3 separate regions of the Mus musculus genome follow, and all the other regions are linked to region 2. A link is a loop called in an ENCODE intact Hi-C map of the cell type or tissue named here. Cell type or tissue: left cerebral cortex. All regions are shown on one strand.

Region 1 (8,000 bases), 880 kb after region 2:
CTCCAGACTCGCTCCCCAGCGCTCTCCGCACACCCCTGCTTGGACGCCTGCAGCCCGGAGCATCACACTCGGGAGCCCTCTCTGCTACCTACCCTGGTCAATATCCCTCTTACTAGCTCACCCGGCCTCGTTAACTAGCTCACAGGGCGCCGGAGGTCTCTGAGCCGCGCTGCAGGCGAGCTGGGGAAACCCAGGCGGCGCCGGCTGAGGCAAGGAAGGGGCGGGGCGGGGACCGGTGCTTCCGAGTGTCCGAGCTCTCGGCGCCCCCTGGCCGGACACCCGCGGCTAGCGGACTCCTCGAGAGAGCGCTTACCTGTAGCAACCAGTGACCAGTCTCTCCGATGAGCGGGAATCCCATGGAGCCCTTGGGGATGGGCAGCTTGCAGCTCTTGTCGCGGGTGGCAGCCCAGCGCAGCTGCCACAGCTGCTGCGACACCGCCAGCAGCAGCGTCACGGACACCAGGCACGCGGCGAGGGTGGCCAGCGCCGACACCAACTCCAAGCCTTCAAACAGCATGTTGGCAGCCGCTTGGGGGATTGGCTGTGCGGTCCGCGATGGGGGAGGGGAGGGCCGGACCAGAGTGACGGGGGAGGGGAGGCTGCGGCAGGGGGTCCTGGCACCCCTCGGAGAAACCCAGGAGATGGGGCCGAGGGGAAGGGGCTGGAGGCTGCGAGGTGATCGAAGAGAGAGAGGAAAAAGATTGCCTGGAAGAAGAGAGAAGACACGAGGCGACTCGAGGTGTAACTTTGTTTGTTTGTTTGTTTGTCCCTTTAGGCGGGCTCTGGGGAGGTGAGATGGAGCTGAGTTAAGCTGGTGAGCTTGTTCTCCCAGCAACCATCACACACGAAAAACTTTGGAAAACTTTATCCACCAGGAATCTCTCGGAAGCCCCTTTCCTGCTTAAAGCTAGGGGGGCAAAAAGAAGGGGAACCGAGAGCTAGCGGAAAGTGCGATCAATTTATCAAAACTATTCCTCCAAGATTCCTAGGTACATAAAAAGAAGGAAAAAAAACCGGAATTCAAAAATTCCAACGAACCCAGAAACTTTGGGGGCTTGGGAGAAGACTCCCCAGATGAGGCGAGTGTAGAAGCTGGAGCGGCCGCGGCACTCGGAGGCGGGCAGGCGGGCGCGTTGGCCCGAGCGCGAGTGCGGAGTCGGCGAGCCGCAGCGGGGAAGGGACGCAGCCGGCGACAGAGCCCCGGGCGGGCTCTGGGGCGGCGGCGGCGGGAGGGAGGGGTAAGGCGGGGTGGGGTTGGGGGAGGAGGTGGGAAAACCCGAGCCCGGCTATCTATCAATTAAGAAAAGGCAGTCTGTCCCGGGACGCAGTCTCTCGGCTCTGGAGTTGCTGTTAGGGAAAAGAGAAGAGATGAGGGGGGGAAAAAAGGAAAGAAAGAAAGAAAGGCAAAAAGGGATGAAAGAAGGGGAAAGCAGGAGGCAGGACTTCAGGGCTGGTGGTTTGAAAAGCGTCTCTCAATCTGATTTGATCCAAGGCAAGGCGATGCGTGTGTTTATATAGAGGCGGGAGCAGCGCCGTGGGCGCGCGTCCAGCACCCCCCCTGGGCGCGCTCACAAAGCGGGAGGCGTGGTGAGAGGCCGGCCGGCTGCCGAGCGTGTGAGCTCCCGCCGGCCTCCCGCCCAGCCGCCCCGCCCGCCGCCCGCCGGGGACCCACTTGTAGGCGCCTCAGGATCAAACTCAGTTCACCTCGCGCCTTCTCTTCCTTCTCGCCCGGGTCTCGCCGAGTCCAGCACCTTCAAACGGATGAGATGAGACACATGCCCGAGCGCGCATGCACACACTAATGCGCGCGCGCGCGCACACACACACACACACACACACATACACAGGAGCGCACACGGTGCGCACCCTCTTGATGCTAGTTTGACTATAAAGCTACTTTACTCCTGCTTTTTCTCCCTCCTGGATCCCCTCCCTGGTTCCCAGCTTTTGGCTGTTCTGCGTGGAAGTTCCTTATCCGACTGTCCCCCTCGATTGGGAGTTGCCAGAAGTCTCTCTACCCAGACTCCATCTCGCGGAATTCCGTGGGACCCGGCAAACTCAAAAGATACATGTTATTCCCTCCTGATTGCCTATAGCCAGGGTCCGCATTCCTAATATCTGCATCTACAAACCTCAGTAGTCTAGATCCACATGTTTCTTACCATCCAATGCCTGGAGGGTCTTCTGTGCCTGTGTGAGTCCCGGGCTACCAATGCTCTAACACTCCTGAGGACCACAACACACACACACACACACACACACACACACGTTAACAAGTCACTAGTGCTGGTCCTGGAAAGTGTCCAGCACCTGAGACACATGTGCAGTGGTCCTGTACCCAGAGGCCGCGGGAGTCCTGTACACATGTTCTCAGATATGTGTGAATAAGTAAACATGCCACTGAGCGCGACCACCTTCTCAGAGCTAGCCACGGAGAGTCCAGAGCCCCATCCTATGTGGGGTGTGATTGTGGCACCTGCATGTGCTCTCACCAGACGCTGGTGGAGAGAACTTGAGTTTGAGAGTCTATCCATAACCGTATGTGTCTGCGCATCCATGGATCTGCCTGTTATATGGCCTCTCCTGAGAGCCCGGGACGGAGCTGCACACAGCGGCCCCAGTATTTGCATGAGTAGCGCGTAGCTCTCCCTGTCCGTTGCCTCTGGTTTTCCCCAGACGTCTAGTCTTCTTGTTCCACTCCCACACTCCCGGAGCAAATACTAGTAATAATAAAAAGAAATCATCCTAGACATGCCACCTGCAGTTTAGGGTGCTGAGCGTGTAAACTAATCATCCTACTCTGCTAATAGTCCCCTGCATCCGGTATAGGATCTGCTTTAGAGCTCACTATCAGAAAATGTGCGAGAGCGTCTAAGATGCGCGTCTACGCGCGCGCGGTCTCTCGCCCAGAGAGCGCGGCAACTGAAGTTGACTCGGCCAGCAGAGCTCTTTCAGCCCGGCTCTGGCTGCAAGCGCTGGGTCAGCTCCACGCTCACTCTCTGCCTTGGAACCCCACCTGGTGGTTAGTTTTAGTACTACAGCCGCAGGGCATATTGTCTCAGCTTCCCCCTCCTTAAATATCTTTTCCTAACTGGGGACAAGCTCCAAAGAGACAGCCTGAAGATATTCCCAGGGGTTCAGTTTAAGAATCCTAAGGCTGCCCCATCTCCACAGGACAGTCGGAACCGGGACACGAAGTCACATCAGAACCACTGTGACCCCAGAAATAGAGAGCTGGGGAGTGTTTGCTTAGGTGAATTTTACTTTACAGGACCTCTTAGCAAGCAAGATCAGCGAGGCCAGTGCTAGTCCAGTCTCCCTAGGAGGATGGCAGAGTGTGGCTTGGGAAGTTTTGGGGACCTTGATGTCTTGAAGTACCCTATGAATATGACCAGTTTACCAGTATTTCCAGGCAAAATATCCTTAGGGGAAGACCAATACTGGGGCCATCTCGCTGTGGGCAAAGGGACATGAACACAGCCACATGAAGGTCTACTATGAGGCTGCATGGAAATAGGTATTGAAATCTACAAGGCCATACACAGGAGATCCTTGTCCACAGCCAGGAAATGCTTCTTTCTAAGCAGCCAAACTGAATCCAGAGGACCTGCCCACTCTGGGGTCAAAAGTCCACACTTCCTTGTACTGTCTTACACACACACACACACACACACACACTTTGGCTTTGGAGCCTATTTTGCTCCCCCTGCCTGGACTTTCTTCCCACTCAAGTGTGGAGTGGGAGTTGGGATGGAAAGGAAGGGGTCCTAAGTCCTTACTGCTGAGCTGCCAAGTGCTGCTCTGGCGAATGTCCTGGGGGACACACAGCCTCACTGTAACAGCTGCAGTGTGTCCTGATGGGACGTGTTTCTCTTCAAGTCCCCTGCGTGCTGAGGAGGAGGAGAGAGGAAGGAATGTATGCTGCAGAAATACACAAGGCTTCTTGGAGGTGCTGCAGGTGGATTGGAAAGCTGCATCTGACAAGAAGTTGCAAAGACGCTACCAGCACAAAGGGAGGCCAAGAGCCACATACACAGGAGGGACAATCTGTTAGTGCCCGGGGTGGACTTCTGATGGTGCCAGACACAGGCCTGGTCCACAGCCCATGCCAGAAAACAAATTGTTGACCAGATTAACCCTTAATCCTGGTCACTGAGACATACTGACTCTGACCCCAGGCTGAGGCTCTGTGCAAACAGGCATTTCCAGGTCCAGCTCTGGCCACAGAACACATTTCCCTTACAAGCTGTCGTTAAGCTAGGATTTAACCCATAAGTCTCCTGGAGTAGGCTAGGGCTCTAGGTCAGAATGCTTCTGTCAGCTAGGACTTGAAATGATCTGCCATGTCCCCGGATCAGCATCCCTCCCCATCCAGGCCAATACTGCTAATCTCAGCAACTCACAAAACCCTTTCCACAGCCCAGATACATCTAGGGCTCCAACTCCTGCCCAAGGTGCACCAAAGCCCAGGTTCAGGGAGTGTCCCCAGAGCACTCCAGGCACATTGAAATCAGCTGGAGCAGACTGGGACCTCAGTCAGGGGACATTGTGTCAAGGGAGGCTCTGCCTGGGTGACATTTGTAAGGCTTGGTAGCTGAGCCTGAGAAAATATGAAGGGTAGGCCTCAGGCACTGTTCGAGGCTGAAGACAGGCAGCAAGGCAAATTCCTCTGGGGCTCTAGAAATACCTGCACAAGCACAGATCTGTCTGTCTCAAGGCCTACTTCTCAGGACACAGAGCTGCCAGGATGGCTCTGTGTCCCCAGCTTCCTACACACAGAGTAGAGAGGACAGCTCCCCTTCCACACCCTTCTCTGTGCGCATTCCTGATCATCCTTTCCACACACTGCGCACAGCACTGCAAAGTAACACTATTTTGTAGAGGGATTTGTATATTTGTTTGATGAGGACACTGCTCACAGTTTCGCTCTGTTTCCTTTCCTACCAACAGGAGTATATCCCCTGAGTTGGGGCACTTTTCTGTTAAATGGAGGAAACCCTCCATTTTGTACTCAATTTGCATAGTTTAGGCCCTGATTTTTTCCCAGTTAATGCTTCAATTTCTTCACCCCAAAGCTTTTCATTTCTCTAGCCAGAATAAAAATGTGAGCAAGAGTAAAGTGGGGACCGAAAGGCCAGGCAGTGGTGGGTGGGAAGCATGCCTGGGCACTTAAAGACCAACTAGGCTCGTCTAGTGTCCCTCAGCTGTCTGGGGACAGTATAGCTGAAAGAATAAAAGAGGTAATTCCCAGAGTTCTGTAGCCCCACTAGCTCCAAGGAATCTTTGGAAAGCTAACCTCATAGGGTCCCAGACTGCCTTTGTTCTATTCTGAGGTCCTCCCCCTGCCCCCCCCCCCCCCATATCCTGAGTCCCTTGTCTGGAAAAGCCCTGGGTCAGCAGGTTCTGCTCAGACCCTTTTGCAGAGCTTGGGTGGGAACTGTAAAGTCCTGCAGATAAGAAGGGCCCCCACCCTAGATTTCGGCTTTTGTCAGAGCGTTCCTCTCCCTGCCTTTGCCCATCACCCTGCCTCTCTGGGTTCTCCAGAACGGGCGCCACAAGGCCAGTGGTAGCCCTCTGGTGCCCAGAAACTCAAGGACAGGTTAGAGGACACCGCATAAGTGTGCCCTCGCTCTTGAGAGAGGGGCTGGACTCCTGCTGTCCAAGCTGCTGTGAAAATCACCTCCAGTGTTAAGAATTGCCTCTCTAGAGCTCACAGAACTAAATGACCCACTCCCCAGCGGGCTGTCTGGCTGTACAGAGAATTCAAGAAGCCCCTCACAAATGCCACTTGCCTGAACCTCACCAGCCCCAGCCTCTTTGGAGGTACCTTCTTTCTGGTCACTGCTACCAAATCCAAGGGTATATTCAATTTCTGCCGTTTTCTCCTTCAGGCCGTCCTTTTCTCTGTCCCTTGCGGAGACTTGCCCCTACCTCCTACCCACACCCATGTATCTTCAGCAATATTCTTGATTTTTTTTTTCAATAACAGTCCATGTGCAAAAGGATCAGTCTGGCAGGAGTCTGACTCCTCACTCCCAACTTCACAGACAGGCCCGGCTAGAAGGGGCCCCTCACCCACCCATCTACAGCCCTCTGGGAAAGAACTTTCTCTTTTCCCTGGGAGGCAGCCAAGTCCCATCACACTCCTCACCTGGGGAGGCCTTGGCTCCAAACACTTTGCCCAGGAGGAATTATTTTATAGAAGTGACTCTTCCCATCCTCCGCCATCAAAGCCCCAAGCCCAGACTTCCTTCTGCCCTACAACCAATACAGTCTAAAGCAATCTGAAAATGGACTTGCCGATAGAAGGTGGAAGGGGCGCAACTGGCAGCTGTGTCCAAAGGAAGAGCCCGCCCGATGGCGATGGGGTATGGGCAGTGCCCCAGGCTGGCTGTGGCTGGCAGGGACACTGTCGAAGAGATGGCGCTCCCTCAGACCCAGGGAGCCAAGAGCCCTTTATAGCCTGAAACCTGCCCTGGCACCGCCCACTGGGCGGCTGCAACAAGGGCCTGCAATGAGGGGTGTCCCTGGGAGCTGGGGGGGCATTGCTCCTAGGACTTCAGGACCAGGCCCCATGCACAATGGTCTGGGAGACAACCACCCTAGGCAACTCTACGTCCTGGTATGTATGTGACTCTCTCTCTCTCTCTCTCTCTCTCTCTCTCTGTGTGTGTGTGTGTGTGTGTGTGTGTGTGTGTGTGTGTGTGTGTGTACTCCCACACACGCGCACTCCTGCTTAAACGTCCATTCAAAGACCTCAGCTCTCTTTCCCCTGTGTTCTTTCTCTGGCAGCAGTTTTGAAAGGATGGGGACAGCAGTGTGTTTCTGCTCAGTTTATCAAGTTACACTTGGTGACAAAGGACTGAAGGACAATCAGGATCCAGGGAGAAAAAAAGAAAGCGTGACAGGGAACCCAGAGCCTTTGTGGAAGGTAAAAACACTACAGAAAAGGGCTGGGCAGAGCTTGAAGTGAACCAGCCTGCACACTGCTTGGTGTCACAATCTGCCTCCTCCACCCTCTTCTGGAGTTTCGGAAATCCTGGGCAATCTCAGAAAATACAAGCGTGTTGATTTGTAAATAGAACACTGCTCATCTGGCATAATTGAATTAGACAAACTAGAGTGCAGTCTCCTCCCTCCTGGGCTGTCAGGACTCCCATCTCCTTTCCAGTCCCTACGCCAGGGAAGCATCGTCTCAGAGGTCATTCAGAAGGAAAAGGACCCTCTGTCCCCCATCACAGCCCGGCTAGCCAGCTCTCTTTAGGGGAACAGTGGGGACAGGCATGGGATGGACTCTCCCTGCTAATCCAGCTTCCATCTTTTGCCAGGATGGCTTAATGGACAGAGATGGCCTATCAGGGCTGGTTTGTGACAAAGGAGGGCACAGAGGAGCACTGGATTGCTTCTCATTGGGGACAGGGGATAGAGTGGCAGCCAGATGCAGCCAGCCAGCTTAGGAGAAAAACAACAGAAAGACAAGCAAGACCCTCCTGCTTCCCCAGCCTGTGGGGTTCTGTTCCAAAGCTGCTGCCAGACAAGCTAACCCTTGCCCCAGGCTAGGCTGGAGATCTAGTTGGCAGATTCCTCAAGTTAAAAATGCCACAGGTTACTTCCTCTTGCCTGTGACCTCTATTCTCTCTCTCTCTCTCTCTCTCTCTCTCTCTCTCTCTCTGTCTGACTCTTTGTATCTCTGTGTCTCTGTCTGTTTTTCTGTCTGTCCATTTCTCTGTCTGTCTGTCTCTCTAAATCTGTCTGTCTGTCTCTGTCTCTGTCTGTTTCTCTCTGTCTCTCTGTCTCTTTGTGTCTCTATCTGTTTCTTTATCTCCTATCTGTCTGTCTCTGTCTGACTCTGTCTCTCTCTCTGCCTCTCTCTCTCTCTCTCTGCCTGTCTCTCTCTTTCTGCCTCTCTCTCTGTCTCTCTCTCTCCACCTCTCCCCCCCCTCCCCCCAAGGAGAAGGGAGAGCAGGATCGCAGACCTTGTAGTAACTTAAGCTCTCCCA
Region 2 (8,000 bases):
GTCACGGAGAGCACCGCGGAGCGGAAGATTTGCGTGCTGACACAGGTAGCGCGAGTCCGAGGGAGATTGCTGGGACCTCCGCCTCCAGCCCTGCGGGCTCCAGGGAGAGCGGAGGGGACAGCGACGGACAGCAGGCGCTCGGTGAGACAGACCACTGCCGCCGCATCCTGGTACGAGGTAAGGGGACAGCCGCAGCTCTGATTCCCTGGGCCACCAAGCTGCCTTTCCTGGGGCCTCCGACATCCCTACAACGTCCATCTCTCAGATCATACAGTGGTTCATTCATTTGGTAGTTCATCCTGTAAATACTCCGAGTGCCTATTGTGTGCGGGACACTGAGCTGAACGCGGGGGACAAAGCAGGGGGCTGGACCTTGTTTCGTCCTGCTGGACCGGTGCTCTCTCTCTCTCTCTCTCTCTCTCTCTCTCTCTCTCTCTTTCTCTCTCTCTAGGCCCATCCGGGCTGGTTGGTGTAGTAAGGACACGAATCAGTTGGAGAAGCCCGACACCGAGAGCCAGGGCCTCCGCGCCGGGGTCCCCGGAGCAAGGGCGGAGAAAGTCACGCGCGCGCTGTAGGGACAGGATTGGGAGGGACCCGAGTGGGCAGCTGCTGAGGAAGGCTGGGCCACGCAGGCAGTCGGATGCGTCCCCGCTTCAACCCAGCCTTATTTCCCAGCACCTAGCCTTGCGTGGGTTGAGGCTTAGAGATGGCTGGGTGGGCGGTAGGGTAGCCTGACCTGCCGCGGCTCCGCTGCTCCAGTTTTCCCACTCGCTTGGATACCGCCGGCTCCGGCGCTCCTCCGCCTGGCCTGGCCGCCTGGCCTGGCCGACGCTTTCTTCCTCGGCTCCACCCGCCCTCACCCGAAGTCGGAGCCCCTTCACCCATCCCCCTTCAACCCCCGCAGCAAACTTGCTTTCCCGGCACTCTCCTGCCATCGCTCATCCAGATCCAAACCTCCAATGCCAGTATCCTGGGTCTGGGCCTCTCCCAGGTAGACACTTGGAGAAAGAAGTCTCGGGTCCTGCGGTCAACTGGATCCTAGGCCTGAGGCCTGTTGTTTTTCCGCCATCCTGGGGTTTCGGACTCACTCACTTGGCTTCCCCCAGCTGCCTCCCACAGGCCTCAGGAGGCCTGTAGCCAACTTTCTTTTACGGAGGGAAACCTAGGTTTCTGTCACCCAAGTCAATATCTTAGAGCAGGTGGAGTACAACTTTCCTGACCCCCACCACCACTGTCACCATGTGAGTGGCCCTGGGGATCTGAGAGCCAGCTAGGGCAGGGCATGGAGGTACAGGAAGCTCTCTTAAATTAAGACGCTGCCAGGGACCCTGAATAAAGAAACACTCCTGGGAATAGGTGTGGTCATTGGAAGGCTGGGTGGCTACTGCCATTCTAGGGACCCGCTTGATGGTGTAAGACAGTTACACCACCAGGAATCCCCGCAGGTGTGAGGACTTGTAGGTTACCTGGGGTTAATATGAATTCCCTTTTGTCATCTGAGGGGTTCTAAGGACAAGGAGCGACCACCAGTTGAGTTTCGTTGAGGGAATCTGCAAGCCTTCCAGAAATGAAGACACAGCCTAAGCTCTTAGGCTAAGGACCTTGCCAGTGCTATGCATTAAGAATAGGCGTCTCCCCTGGTCAGGATGACTGAGTTATGCGCCCAAACACCATCTTCCTCCATTCTACCAACCTTTATGTAGATCAAATAAATCTTGCTCGTGGGCATCAGTGGGACTGTCTCTGGTGCAGACTTGCAGAGGTGGGAGTAAAATGTGGCCCTCTGTCCTCTGGGATAGAGCCATTTAAGTCAAGTAGAGACGCGCATGCCGGGTACCTCTTCAGGGGTATACTTTTATAATGTACCCACACAAGGTAATTCCTTTACATTTGTAAAATATAATGGAAATATTAAATACAAGTACAGTTATCCACTGGACTGAAATAAAAAGCAAATGCAGAAACGTAAATCCCTCTGCCCCTCCCCCATTTAATGACAAGGCTGTCATTACAGGCCTGAAATGCCGGGGACGTCATTTACTGCTAATCCCTCCTAGGCAGGGTCACCCGTGTCAGTCACTGCTCGAAGCCCCACCACAGCTGAGGGTAGAGGCTTCCATGAGAAAAGCCAACCCAACACTGGGGAAGGCAAGCCCCCATTGTCCAAAATTAAGAGCCCTCCTTAGTACATTTTACCCTTGTCCTCTGGTCCTCTGAGTACGTAGCCCCCTCAATTCTTCTAAGGTGCAAAGGAGAGCTTATGTGGGCATAAGAAATGACCCCACCCTCTCCACTTCTTTTCACCCTCCTTCCCACGCCCGGGTGTGGCATTGGTTGAGAGAGGTTTTTAGCACTGGAAAGGCCAAGGGCAGCTGGAGGCTGAGGTGAGCGGAACTGCTGTCTCACCTCCTGCCTCCAGGATTCCCTCCTCTTCAGGAAGCTGCCTGAGGATCCAGGGTGCTGTCACAGAAAACAGTCTGCAGGCTCTCCGTAAATATTTGTGGAAGGAAGGAGTGGGGTAGCACTGGAGTGACCTGCAGATTCTGTCTACTGGTGTGATGTGTTAGTCAGAAATCTCTCTTAACTACCCCCCAACACACACACACACACACACACACACACACACACACACACATCGTGGCCCCAGAGAATGAGCTGCTGTGCAAAGCCAGCAGTTTAGAGGTAAAGGAGAGTCAGACCATCTGCTTGGCCAACGTCTCAGATTTCCTCTGAGAATACAAAGCTGGTAGCCCCTGGTCTGCTCACCCTGCCTTCAAAATGGAAGCGTTGTCTCCAGCCGCTGGCATAAATACTGTGCCACCAAGATGACTTCCACAGTGAGGCTTCCTCCAGGAAGCCACAGTCTCTAAGGCATCCCTTGTGCCCGTCCCTTGGTCAAGATCCTGTAGTGTGGGAAGAACCTTTTGTTTTGTCTTGGAAGGGGATCACCAATGCGATCAACAAGGCGACAACAGAAGGAATGGGGCCTCCAACTCTGCTCTCACCCTGCAGTGGGCCAAGCCTACACTGACTCTTTTAGTGGAGCGGGATTGGTACCAGAAGAGGGAAAAGTGTAGTTCACAGATCCCTGCAATTGGTAATCCAAGCCTGCCACCGCCACCACCTTTGCCTCGGACCCTGGTGCTTTCCGTAGCAACCCGGAAGAGAATTCAACTGATTTTGATAGATCTGCGAAGGCGCCACAGTTTTAAGGTCAATGCCAAGAGGCACCAATAATCTTCTCTGTCAGGAGTGCCCCTTGAAGCCTGCTGCCCCCTCGGCAGGTCTCCAAACAAAACGCCCCGTTTCTAGCCTACCATAGCCTTTGCCTCTGAATGGCAGATCCTTCTGAGAAGCACCGGTCATCCACCCGGATAGTCATCCGCTCGGCTAAAAAACGCCCTGGAGCAGAAGCTGGACGCATGCGCTCGGTACTCAGAGGTCCACGGGGGTCCCCGAGAAGACCGAACCTTGAACTTGAAATAGCTTAAACTGTGAGCACGACTTGGCCGTTCAAAACCTTCAGCCAGCCGTGACAGAGAACCCAGGAGAATGGTCACTTGGAGTTGGCCCCTGAGCCTGGAAGACCTCCAGGCTTCAAGCCTGGTCCTGCTGAGCAGGCGCTGTGCAGCAAACCCCAGGCAGCGTTGGACTGCAGAGAGCTGGGCAAAGCCCCAACCAATCCCGGGCCTCTGAGGAGGCCTCCATATCTCACTCTGTGGATACATTCGGAAACCTTGCCCCGCATACGCTCGAAACATATGTATGTTGTGGGCTGTAGAACCGTTTAGAAAATCGCGCTTTCGGAAAATTTGAAGTTTAATTCTTAAGATTTTTAGTATTTGCGAGGAGTCCTTTTAACTTTTTTCAGTGGTGTTTCGTTTTATATTTTCACTATTATTTCGATTGTGGGTGGCCGGAGACCCGCATTCTCACCGCTGGTTTGTGCTGCCCTTGATTTGAGTCTGTATTCCCCCCTCTATGTTCTAACCACCCTCTCACCCCACAGGAAACTGAAGCAGGTGGCAGAACGTGGCATTGTTACCTCTTTTCCGCCCAAGACTCATTTTCAGAAAACTGTGGGGGCGAGTTAAATGGCTCTCTTCTCTCGAGCTTTCTTCTCCATAGTCGCGGTGGATTCCCACATCCAAGGGACCCAACGACTGGGTGCTGAGGACAAATCTTTGGAATGCTGGAACTGAGAGTATGGATCGAGATGCAGGCGGGCTCCGCCTCCAAACTCATCTTCACGATGAGGCTTGAGAAAGGTTATCCATGCATCCCATAGGCCTAGACGCCATGGCTCGACTGTCTCTGCCTCCGGTTCCTCTCCTGGTTGGATACATTTCTCCCATTCCATTTTAATCGGGGGCGACAGGGGGAGCCTGTGGGGTGTTTTGTTTTGTTTTGGTTTTGTCCTTCTTTTTCCGGTTTGTTTAATTTGAGACAAACTGAGAGAACCTGGTTCTCCTGAGACCCGGAGACTGTGAAGGCCCCTGTTCTGCACGCAGGTCGGAGGAAAGACGCGGAGGCCAGCAAACTCTTCCCCCGAGACCCAGGGTAGCCTAAGAGCGGGGCTCTTCCTCCCTGAATCTGGAATGGCGGTTAAGGCTCTTCCACCTCCTGCAGACGCCTGCAGCGGTCTGGACACTGCGTAGAGGGGCCAGCGATCCTGGGACGGATACGGCCTTCCTGGTCAAGGATGAACGCAATCAAGTCCAGGCCTCAAGACTGTGAACTGAAGCCGGGTGTCAGCCTGAAGAGGCACTGCCCTAGCAAACCCTTTGCTCTCTGAGCTATGCCCTCCTTTCTTCTTGACTCTGTCCACAGACACCAATGTGTACCCCTGTGTACCTGCATGATTGAGCCTACGATATATCTTAGCCTGGAGATTTGCTGTCTCCTAAGACTCATGGCTGCAAAACTGACCCGCACTGGACTCCTGGATCGTGCGGCGATCCAGCGTGAGGATCGATCGAGCGTCAGGAGAGCAGGGGGTCAGATTTCTGAATTTTTTTATTTTATTTTATTTTATTTTATTTTATTTTATTTTATTTTATTTTTTGAGTGCCCGTAGAAACCGAGTAGGAGAGGTGGACACCGTGTCTGCTAAGTCCATGCCATTTTTCCGTTCCCAGCCCACAACAGGCAATCAAACATTTGCCAAATAAATGAAAAATGTCCATTTGTTACTTTTACCTATTTTCTAGGCATGAGACGGTTAATGACCACTCCCAAACAAATGTTCTGAAATTCCTTTTTTTTTTTTTTTTTTTTTTTTGCGTTACACATTCATGTGGACAGGAGAAGCATGTAGCTTAACTGTTAAACTATGAGATTGACAGCATCTTATTTTTAAATTTTCTAACTTTGAGAATCGTTAAAAACTAAGACTGGACAACCTTAATTTTTTTTCCTGTGCATCTGTGTGCCTGTGCAAGAGGGGATGGAGGGGGGGGGGCGGGAGACAGAGACAGAGAGTTGGGGAGGGAGCGCTGTGAAAGCATAGGAGTCTATTGCAAGGTCTTAGGAAGTGCAGAGCCACAGCGGACGCTTCTACGAGGCTCGACCAGCAAAAATAACCAAAACTGGCTGACCAGAGTAGTGGCTGGGTTGGTAATGCCAGCAGGCTATAGGAGGTAGAGACAGGAAGATTACCTCAGCTTCAAGGTCAGCCTCCAAGTCTACCAAAAACAAAAGTAAAACAAAAATCAAAACAACAACAACAACAAAAATCTAAGAACGACCTAGCTGAAACCACTAGCTAAGTCTGCATGCACCCCACCCATGCACCCATAAGATGCGATGTCTTAGAAAAAGAGTTGCTCCCTCTTTCCCTGGAGGCTTGGCCTCACCGACTCTGGAGCTGCAGGGAGGATCCTGTCCTCAAGGTCCAGCTTGGGCAGGCCGTACTCAGCTTCATGGCCTAGCAGGCTTTCATTTCCGAATACACACTTCACAGGAAGGCAGAACCGGAGGGGGAAGAAAGCCAGAAGCCTCCTCCTTGCCCTTCCACGCACTTTCCTCAGGCTATTTTGAAAGTCATCGGTGAAATTTTTTAACTGTCTTGGGCATTTGCAGTTCCAACAGCTCTGTGTCCTTTGACCATTGAGTAAGCTAATTATGTAGGGTGGGAAGGACCTGCACTTGGTCTGATTTAGTGTAAATACAGTGAAATGAATTCCTAAGGCTCCTGGCTTTGCGTAGATATTTTTAATGTTTCAGTGAAAAAAGTGCTGATTTGAAAGGCATACATATTTAAAATACTTCATTTAATTGTCAAGTGGGGAATTCACCAGAACTTCCTTCACAGGTACCCGTTTGTTTGTTTTATTATACATTTTTTCTTTTGCTGGCGCGCGCGCGCGCGCGCACACACACACACACACACACACACACACACACACACGCAGAGGACAATTGTCAAGAGCTTGTTCCTGCCTATAGTCTGAGTCCTGGGGAGGGAACTCAGGTTGTATCTCCCCAGATCTCTGCCTAGAACCTGCTGAGCCTTCTCACCACCCCAGTCCCCACCTCCTTTTTAAACTCTATGGTAAGATGGCAGCCATTTTCATTGCCTTGTAATCCACTCTTTTAGATCATTTGCATGGTTTTACACATCTATACAGCTATGTGTTTACTTTCCTCCCACTGCGTTTTATATATAAAGAATCCTTGCCTGTATTTAACAAATGTACGGTTTTTCTTTGTATGGATATGTCACATAGCTAGTGTGCTATTAAGACATTGGGCTATTGCTATTGCATATACTATGCAGTAAATAAACTTGGCTGTTTTGTTTGTTATGTTTAGCTCCACTTGGTGGGTAAATTCTTTGAGGGAGTTCCTCAAAGTGGGTTACTGGGTCAAAGGGTGTCTATGTTTATAACTTGAAAGTTAATTCCAAACTGCTCTTGGTGGTGACAATTTACTTTCCTACCAAGAATGAGGGGACAGTCACTTTTTCCACATCCTCCTCTGCACCCCAGATGCTGGCCAAACCCCTAGGTTTTCCTAGCCCTTTCTTATGACTTGTTTTATTTTGCTAAGTTTGTTGATTTAGGGTGAATTGTTCTTGCTAAATATTTTACAATTTTATTCTTCAGTGTGTGTGAGTGTATGTGTGTGCATGCGTGTGCACATGTGCATGTATATGAGGCCAAAAGAGGTTATTGGACCCCCTGGAGCTGGAGCTACAGACTACAGACAGTTGTCAACTGGGAACCACCCTTTAGTCCTTTGCAAGAACAGTATGCTCTTTTTACAAGAGAGTAATATACTCCTAACTGTTAAGTCATCTCTCCAGCCTCTGGTTTGGTTTTTACATGTTTGTTTGTTTACTTACTTATTGCATGTGTGAATGTGAGTAAACGTTTGGAGGTCAGATCTCTCTGCCTTGTGGAAGCAGGGATGGAACCCAGGGGAAGGTCCTCGGGCTTGACAGCTGAGTCATCTGCTGGCCCCTTGGTTTTGGCATTTTAAAGCAGTCCGTGTATGTAGCCCAGGCTGACCTAAAATTCGTTATGTAGCTAAGTTGATCTCTCATTCTGGGTTCTCTGTCTCCATTCCCCATTCTATGGAAAAGCCACCACACCTGGCCTATTTGCATGGACATAGGTATTATCAAATTATTCTGAAAAAAAAAATCTAGTAATTCTCACCTCTACCTTTGCCCATTCCTTAACATTGTGGATCTTTGAGACTCTGAGTAACTGGCGTCTAACTTCACTTCTGTTAAGGAAGCTGAGTGTCTTCCCCTGTGAGCCCAGTGGCTGCTGCTGACTTCCTTTTGACATCTGTATTACACACACACACACACACACACACACACACACACACACACACACACACACACCATTGCTTTCAATGCTTTTGTGGTTATTCTAGTTTATAGCTTGCTTCTCAGTTTTGTGATGGCCTTTGTTTTCTGAGCAGTATGATGTCTTTGAGTCATAAAGTCCATCAGGCAAGTTTGCCTTGCCATATATTGGGGGACGGGG
Region 3 (8,000 bases), 640 kb before region 2:
CAGCCAGATCTGCTTCGTGAGTGCCAAGTAGCCAGGGCTAAATAGTGAGACCCTGTCTCAAAAACAAACAAAACTAAATAAACATCAACAATGCTAAAACAAGGGCAGTGGTGGCCCACGCCTTTAATCTCAGCCCTTGGGAGGCAGAGGCAGGCAAATTTCTGAGTTCAAGGCCAACCTGATCTACAGAATGAGTTCAAGACAGCCAGGGCTACACAGAGAAACCCTGTCTCATGAGAAGAAAAAAAAAACAACTAAAACAAAGCTAAAAATGATGCTAAATAAAATGTTAACAATGTTAAAGTGGTAAGAAGCATAAAGCAAGGAAACTAGAGGTCAAATAGGGTTATTTACGCAGCTGGGAGACAGAAGCCTCGTGGAGACCTGATGGGGAAAGAGACAAGGATGGCCAGCGTGTCAAAGCAGAGCCCATCTCAGTGTGTCTACGGAACAAGCATCGAGGAGCCCAGTGTGGCTAGAGAACCCGTGCAAGACCTTAGACTTTTATTCTGACTGGAAAGGGAAGCTATCAAGTTTTGGGGTTTGGTTTGGTTTTAGATTTATGTGCACGAGTGTTTTGTCTCCATGTATGTCTGTGTGTCACATACATGGTATAGTGCCTGTGAGGCCAGAGTGCCATGTATGTATGTGTGCCACATACATGGTATAGTGCCTGCGAGGCCAGCCTAGGGCACTGGATTGTCTACAGCTGGAGTGACAGAGTGTTGGAAACCTTTTATATGGTGCTGAGAAGTGAACAGAAGTCTTCTGAAAGAGCAGCCAGTGCTTAGCATCTGAGCCATCTCTCTAGTCCTTGAGGTTGCTTACTTGTATGTTCCTAGGGTCAACAAAGAGCTGGGGCAAGCACTTTACTACTGAGCTGTACGCTCTGCACTATTAAAATATCTTAAATTGGAAAAGGACAAAAACCAAGCAGATTATTTGTTTTGGTTTTTTGAGACATGATTTCTCTATATAGCCCTGGCTATCCTAGAACTTGCTCTGTAAACCAGGCTGGGCTCAAACTCAAGAGATCTACTGCCTCTGCCCTGCCTGTTAGAATTAAAGGTGTGTGTCACCATACTTGGCTCCACAATTTTTTCAATGTTATGATTTACTTATTGTTTTTGTTGATTTTGAGACAGTCTTAAGTGTCTAGGTTAGCCTCAAATTTGCTATGTAGCCTAGGATGGCCCTGCACTCCTGATCCCCTAAGCTTGTGCCATTTTTTTTTTTAACAGTTTTTTGTTTTTTTCGAGACAGGGTTTCTCTATAGCCCTAGCTATACAGTGCTGGGATTAAAGGTGTGCGCCACCATGCCCTGCTTTTTTTTTTTTTTTTTTTTTTTTTTCTTCTGAGACAGGGTTTCCCTGTGTAGCCCTGGATGTCCTGGAACTCACTCTGTAAACCAGGCTGGCCTTGAACTCAAAAAACCGGCTGCCTCTGCCTCCCAAGTGTTCGGATTAAAGGCGTGTGCCACCACTGCCCAGCTGGAACTCACTTTTAACAGTTTTCTTGAGGTCTAATTTATGATACGCTGCAAGTTGCAAGTATTTAAAGTGTATACTGTAATTGGTTTTGCCCCATGTACATGTCCACTAAACTAGCACCACCATCAACATGAGAAACACATCATCAAAAACGTGTGTTCTTTGTAACCTATGATCAGAATCACTTTGCCATGCTGTGGGAAGAAAGGTCTAAAGAGGGAACGATATAGACATGGGCAAGCAGTCAAGACCTGCAGTGGCTCAGAGGTGACTAGGTGGCCTGGGCCAGGAAGGTAAACCATAGCTGTATGTAGTCGATTAACAAGTCTTTAATACTTTCCTGACGCTTATGTACTACCACTTATGGGGTAACAGACATACACTCCTTTCTGTGAGGTTCCTGTTACCTTCAACCTAATTATTCCAGTTCTTTTAGACCCCATTCCTTCCATTGGGGCTCTCAATCCACACCTGTTTCTTTGGTCGTTCCTCTTCACACTGCCTTTTTTTTCTATTTCCATCACATTTATACCTCTCGTGCATCCATTTGTCAATCATGCCCACACAAGAGTCCCAATTTTCTCCAGAGAGCCTTTCAAGTTTCCGCCAGTCTCTCCCCTCTCACTCGAATCTCCAGTTGTACTCGATGCTAATAACGCTTCAGAGTAAATTTATTCTTTTAAAATTCCGCCGTAGGGACCCAGTGATGACAGTGTACCAGACCCGGGAACCCCTGTGTCCTCCCCAAGTGCGGGCCCGGGCCTATGCTACTGCAGGCACTCGCTGCCCAAGTCTCCTCGCTGTCAATCCTCCCCTCCTCCTTCGGCATCTGCTCTGCATTAGTCTGTCCCAGGCCTCCGCAGGCGCCGATGATTAAATCATCATCATTAGCCAGGGCCTATTCTCCCCATCCTCGGCAGCAGGGAGAGAGTGGGGAGTAAGAGCTCCCGGTTCCCCGGGGGGTCTCTCCCTCTCCACCCCGCCCAGGGCACCCTCTCCCAGACTTCGCGAGCCCGGAAAAAACTCCCGCGGCGCAGACGGGAGAAGGCCCGCGGCTGGGACGCAGCTCCGCAACGCGGACGCCGCAGCGGAGCAGGACTGCACTGTATAGAGAGGACCCCGGGTCGGAGGCGAGGTCGGGTCCCAGGACTCCCACACTCCGGAGCTGTAGCGGCGGGCGATAGCCCGGCTTCGGGGTCCCAGGGCACACAGGCTCTCTTAGCACAAGCTACCGAAGTTGATCCAGAGGTTGTGTGCGCGCCGTTGGAAGGACGCCCGTGGGAGCGTGCACCGCAGAGACCCTGCTTCACTCAACCCCCCTCCATAACGACCACCGATTGTTGGGGGGGCAGCGGGCTCAGGTGAGCACACGGGGAGCTAAAGAGGGGGCGAGGGCGGGGTGTGCCGGAAAACTAGCCAATCCGGAGAATGTGAGGCCCTCGTTGCTAGGAGACAAGTCCCGCCCCGCAGGCGGTACCGGAAGTGGCGGGCTGGGATCAGCCTTTAAGATGGCGTCTCCTCAGGGGGGCCAGATTGCGATCGCGATGAGGCTTCGGAACCAGCTCCAGTCAGTGTACAAGATGGACCCACTACGGAACGAGGTGCAGGGGCAGCGGGATGACTGCTGGGGTCCGTTAGCTGTGTGAACCCAAACGAAGGAGAGGACGGGTGGCGGCGGGATGGGCGCCCAGTGCGCTTGCGCAGCCACGGGGTGCGCGATACGCACGCGCGATTCTGGCCGAGTTGCCAAACGCTGGACTTGGACGCTTGCGCGTTGTGTCTCCGACAGCGTCTGGTCTCCCGAGGGAAAAAAGAGAGTCAGGCGGGTCCGCGAAAAGAGAGCACCCGCTGTGCGCGGAGCCCTCTGCTGGGCGAAGGGGGAGCTCACTCCCCCGTCTCTTCTCGGGGGCCAGACGACCCAGTCCAATAACAAACTGCTCTGTTGCTGGGAATTGCAGAAGGTGAGATGGGGTGGGCTTGCAAGACCAGTGGGGAGTGACTGAGGGTGTGTCCACAGGAGGAGGTCCGGGTGAAGATCAAAGACCTGAATGAACACATCGTTTGCTGCCTGTGCGCGGGCTACTTCGTGGATGCCACCACCATCACAGAGTGTCTCCACACCTGTGAGTGTCCCGGATCCTGTCTCTCCTCTTCCAAGCTGGCTGCCAGCCTCTGTGCTGCCTGTCCCATGTGTCGGGTTCCCAAGGGACCTGAGCATCTTCGTTTCTCCTCTTACAGTCTGCAAAAGTTGTATCGTGAAGTACCTGCAAACCAGCAAGTACTGCCCCATGTGCAACATCAAGATCCACGAGACGCAGCCGTTGCTCAATCTCAAACTGGATCGGGTCATGCAGGACATAGTGTATAAGCTAGTGCCAGGCTTGCAAGACAGTGAGTGGCCACCTTATATTTGTGGGGCCTCCTGACTCTAATGCTGGGTGGCACCTTGACGTTTTGTTCCCAACAGTTTTGTTGGGAATCAAAAAAATACAAAGATAAAGAGGTCAACAGCCAAAACAAAGAGAATTAATATGGCTGCCCTTCACCCCTCCTTAGGTGAAGAGAAACGGATTCGGGAATTCTATCAGTCCCGAGGCTTAGACAGAGTCTCCCAGCCCAGTGGTGAAGGTATGTCCTTGGTGCTCATTTGGGGGAGGGGGGCAATTAAAGCCCTCAGAGCATCTCTTTTGCCTGGTTTTGCTCTCTGGGGAGAAGAGGGTATGGAACCTGTACCAGCCTCCTCAATATCTACTTTTCCTCAGAGCCAGCCCTGAGCAACCTTGGCCTCCCCTTCAGCAGTTTTGACCACTCTAAAGCCCACTATTATCGATATGATGAACAGCTGAGCCTATGCCTGGAGCGGCTGAGGTGAGGGGCAGGTCAGAGGTTGCGTGAAGTGATACTACTGGTGACCCAGATGCTAAGGGACTTGGGGGGAAGGGTGAGGGAGTGTCTGCTCCCCTGAAGAAAGTGTGCTGTGGTGCTTGTGCTAGGTAGGAGACAAGAAAAGTGGAACCCTCTAACTTGTATCTGTTTCCATCCAGTTCTGGCAAAGACAAGAATAAAAATGTCCTTCAGGTGAGAGGGGTTGAGGGGAGGGCCCCTTTGAAGGAGCCGTTTCTCCCAGCAACCCTTCCCTCAGACACCTGTGCCCTCCCCTCCTTCTCTGTTCCTAGAACAAGTATGTTCGGTGTTCTGTGAGAGCTGAGGTCCGCCATCTCCGAAGGGTTCTGTGTCACCGACTAATGCTAAATCCACAGCATGTAAGTAAGCCCATCATGTTACGGGGAAAACAAGGGACTGAAAGGGGAGGGCATGTCTGGCTTGCCAGCTTGTACCTGGAAGAAAGCTCAGGCCGGAAGATCACTTCAAGTTCAGGGCTAGCCTAGGCTATATAGTGAATTCCAGGCTAGTCTGGACTCCAGAGTAAGACTTTGTTTACAGGAGCAAAAAAGGTTTGAGAGCGGTCTGCTCAGATAGCTTAGTCAAGTATTTGCCTTTCAAGTACCAGGATCAGAGTTCAGTTCCCAGACCTAAAAACAAACAAAGAAAACCCTAGCATAGTAGTGCAAACTTGTAATCGCAGCAGTGGAGCCGCACAGAGGAAGAGACGGACAGAGTCTAGGGACAAGTCTCTGTCCAGCACTACTTCCCTGCCCATCTCCCTCTTAGGTACAGCTCCTTTTTGACAATGAGGTTCTCCCAGATCACATGACAATGAAACAGCTATGGCTGTCCCGCTGGTTCGGCAAGGTAAGCCGGGTGCACAGTGGGCTGAGGGGCCAGCAGGTGCTGAGAGCCCACTCACTCCTTCTTTCCCTTTTCTCCTTAGCCATCTCCTTTGCTTCTCCAATACAGTGTGAAAGAGAAGAGGAGGTAGGGGCCAGGCTTGCTTCCACCCCCTTCCCACCCCTCCCCAGATATTTATGTGAAATTAACTGTGGCTTTATTTTTTGAAATAAATGCTTTTAAAAAGCACTTTTCATCTTCCTTCTTACCTGCTACACACTCAGGCTTTGGCCTGGGTCCTAATTCCTCTTAAGTCTCCCAGCTCTCACTGGAAAGAAAGGTCTCCTCCATCTACCAAATGCCCTCAATGGCTTGCCAAAGAAGAGGGATAGAGGCTCACGGGGAACTGGAACCTGGCCCTTTGGTGAAGGAATGCTATCTAGATGGCAGCTCTTGCTGTCTTCATATGCTGCAGTATATGGTGCCAGCCCCAGTGGATGTCACAATCCATGTCAAGAGAGGACATGTGGCCACAATAGGACTGAAGAGGAAGAAGAGTAATATTTAAGGAAAAATCCAAATAACTTTATTCTGTATAGCTGGAAAATAGAAACAAGAAAGACCCTACGAATGGCATCTAGTAGAGCAGATCTGAGCCCAGGACAGAAGGGTCAGCTAGCTTAGGGAAGGGGGGTCAGTGAAGCCAAGATGAGGAAACGGTGGTCGAGGAGGAGCTATTGTCTTTAACAAAATCTCAGCAGTTTGAGTTTACCAATGAAGACTTAGGAGCCAGATGCTGGAGTGCAAACCTGCCTGCTTAGGCAGAAAGCACCCAGCTGACCTTCCTCCTCAACCAGTGGAATGCCCCTGTCCTAAAAAACTTCCTTTAAACTAAATGCCCCCTTTCTTCTACTTCCTGTGCATCTGTCTAGTCTTCCTCCTGAATCCCTCTTAACTCTCTCTCCCTCTCTCTCTCTCCCTCTCTCTCTCTCTCTCTCTCTCTCTCTCTCTTGATTTTGTTTGTTTGTTTGTTTTGGTTTTGATTTTTTTGAGACATGATTTCTCTGTGCAGCCCTGGCTGTCCTGGAACTCACTCTGTAGACCAGGCTGGCCTCAAACTCAGAAATCCGCCTGCCTCTGCCTCCCGAGTGCTGGGATTAAAGGTGTGCACCAACACTTTTTTTTTTTCTTAATCTATATTCATTTCCTGTCAACTAGTTGCTTGCTCTGTCTCTTATGGTTGACTTTATTTAATCTTGTTTACAGTACTCAAGCAGAAAGCTCTTGGAGAAAAGGTGTGGGCTAGGGATGAGCCACACCACAACTAAAAACAGGTTTTTCCAGTAAATGATAAAATCCACAGTGTAACCCTTAAGGAACCCAGGTGGGAGACGCCATGGTGAGCTCTAAGGAGGAAAAGGTGCTTCACAGGAGAGGGGTGTGGCCAGGCGTGGGCATATCTCGTCTGTAAAAGCCCACCGGGCTCTGAGGATAATCCCATCCAGTGTCCTTATTCTATAGATAGCTATCTGGGAGAGTCAGAAAGTATCCCCCCCAAATAATAAGGCCATCCTGTCTACAGAGCTAAAGACAGCCAAGGCTACACAAAGAAACACTGTCACGAAAAAAAAATAAGGGCTGGAGAGAAGGCTCGGCAGTTAAGAGCACTGGCTGCTCTTCCAGAGGTTCTGAGTTCAGTTCCCAGCAACCACATAATGGCTCACAACTTTCTGTAATGGGATCCGATGCCCTCTTCTGGTGTGTCTGAAGACAGCTGCAGTGTACTCACATACATAAAATAAATCTTTTTTGAAAAAGGAGGAGAAGAAAAGCCAGAACAAATAGCAGTCGGGGCCACCCCCAGGACTTTCTGAAGGGAGCCTGAGGCTGCTCTTCAACCTGGGATGAGCCTCAAGGAGCAGCCAGTGTAAGTGTGGAAGATTGTAAAGCCTAGCTCTCAGTGACTGCAGGCTGATGCCTGGGGTTCAAGGGGGTCCTGGTACATAGCTGAGGTTGGAAGGCTGGCCTTGGATGCAGGCCGCACGAGCCAAGAAAGCCTAAGCTTGCATCTGGACCTTCTCCAGCGTTCATTATGTTGTCTGGAAACCAACAAGTTGCTTAGAGGGCCAAGGCAAAAAAAGTGCTGCAGATGAGGTAGGGCAAGTGACTCCCATCAAATTCTAACATTAGGGGAGCTGAAGCAGGAGCGTTCTCAGCCAGCTTGAATGGAGTACAGTCTCCAACAATAAGAAAGTGCTTGACTGCCTGAGGTAGGAGACAGGGATCTGGGGGGGGGGGGGTCACCTCTAAAGCCTCCCCTGTCTCCATGCTGTTCCTATAAACTTGGGGTATGTGTTATGAGGGGAGGATGTCTCATCTCTTCAGGGACTCCTCCCCCATGCAGAACAGAGCTGTTCCCAGGAGACGACCTCAACAGCAGTGCATGTTGGGTTAACTATCCCAGCGGTATTTCCCTGCTACCTTCCGCATGCGTCTAAAGCCTGCCACCCCTAAGGAGTTTCCTGAGGAGTGATAGGAAGGAGCACTCAAGCGCAGCTCTGCAGGGAGTCCATCCCTGGAATTCTGCGAAGGACGTGGCTACAGCTCAGCTACAGAGAGATCAATCTTAGAGGACTTGGGGTTGAATACGATCAAAATACAAATTATGAAATTTTCAAAAACAATTTTTATATAAAATTTAAGTCAATCAGATAGCAGAACAGCAGCTTGTGTCCTTCAGTCCCACCCCGAGTTTAAAAAGTGGTGGTGGTGGTGGTGGTG

Evidence for each region. A loop is a pair of places that touch in the nucleus more often than their neighbours do. Peaks named below come from ENCODE experiments on the same cell type or tissue, not always from the same donor. Only the 100,000 strongest peaks of a DNase experiment are listed, where the experiment ranks them.
Region 1: a loop joins it to region 2, with 4 times the contacts of the local background. A loop is called at or near these places in 5 of 42 quality-filtered maps.
Region 3: it touches region 2 in a loop (4-fold over the local background); 7 of 42 quality-filtered maps call a loop at or near these places.

The regions. Positions count from the first base shown.
Region 1 is chr6:84,587,489-84,595,488 of GRCm38, forward strand. Cyp26b1 (cytochrome P450, family 26, subfamily b, polypeptide 1) reads right to left here and starts at 6,420. Exons shown (of 7, transcript NM_001177713.1): 1 at 6,301-6,420; 2 at 314-705. The coding sequence starts at 517. In left cerebral cortex, a CTCF peak has its summit at 3,028; DNase peaks (open chromatin) are centred at 228, 1,568, 1,857, 2,593 and 1 more place; H3K4me3 peaks cover 2,064 bases.
Region 2 is chr6:83,711,367-83,719,366 of GRCm38, forward strand. It overlaps Vax2 (ventral anterior homeobox 2), which reads left to right. Exons shown (of 3, transcript NM_011912.4): 1 at 1-177. Vax2os (ventral anterior homeobox 2, opposite strand) reads right to left here and starts at 835. Exons shown (of 6, transcript NR_002871.2): 1 at 737-835. It overlaps Gm32943 (a long non-coding RNA gene), which reads right to left and starts at 3,408. Exons shown (of 4, transcript XR_003956456.1): 1 at 3,318-3,408; 2 at 2,407-2,903; 3 at 1,694-1,882; 4 at 1,432-1,558. In left cerebral cortex, no CTCF peak of the experiment used is centred here; DNase peaks (open chromatin) are centred at 3,779 and 4,330; H3K4me3 peaks cover 207 bases.
Region 3 is chr6:83,075,388-83,083,387 of GRCm38, forward strand. Pcgf1 (polycomb group ring finger 1) reads left to right here and starts at 3,003. Exons shown (of 9, transcript NM_197992.1): 1 at 3,003-3,091; 2 at 3,508-3,613; 3 at 3,729-3,881; 4 at 4,047-4,118; 5 at 4,253-4,358; 6 at 4,535-4,568; 7 at 4,667-4,753; 8 at 5,163-5,243; 9 at 5,323-5,468. The coding sequence starts at 3,035. The coding sequence ends at 5,370. In left cerebral cortex, a CTCF peak has its summit at 3,370 (motif pointing left); DNase peaks (open chromatin) are centred at 2,356, 2,960 and 3,218; H3K4me3 peaks cover 1,841 bases; H3K27ac peaks cover 1,510 bases.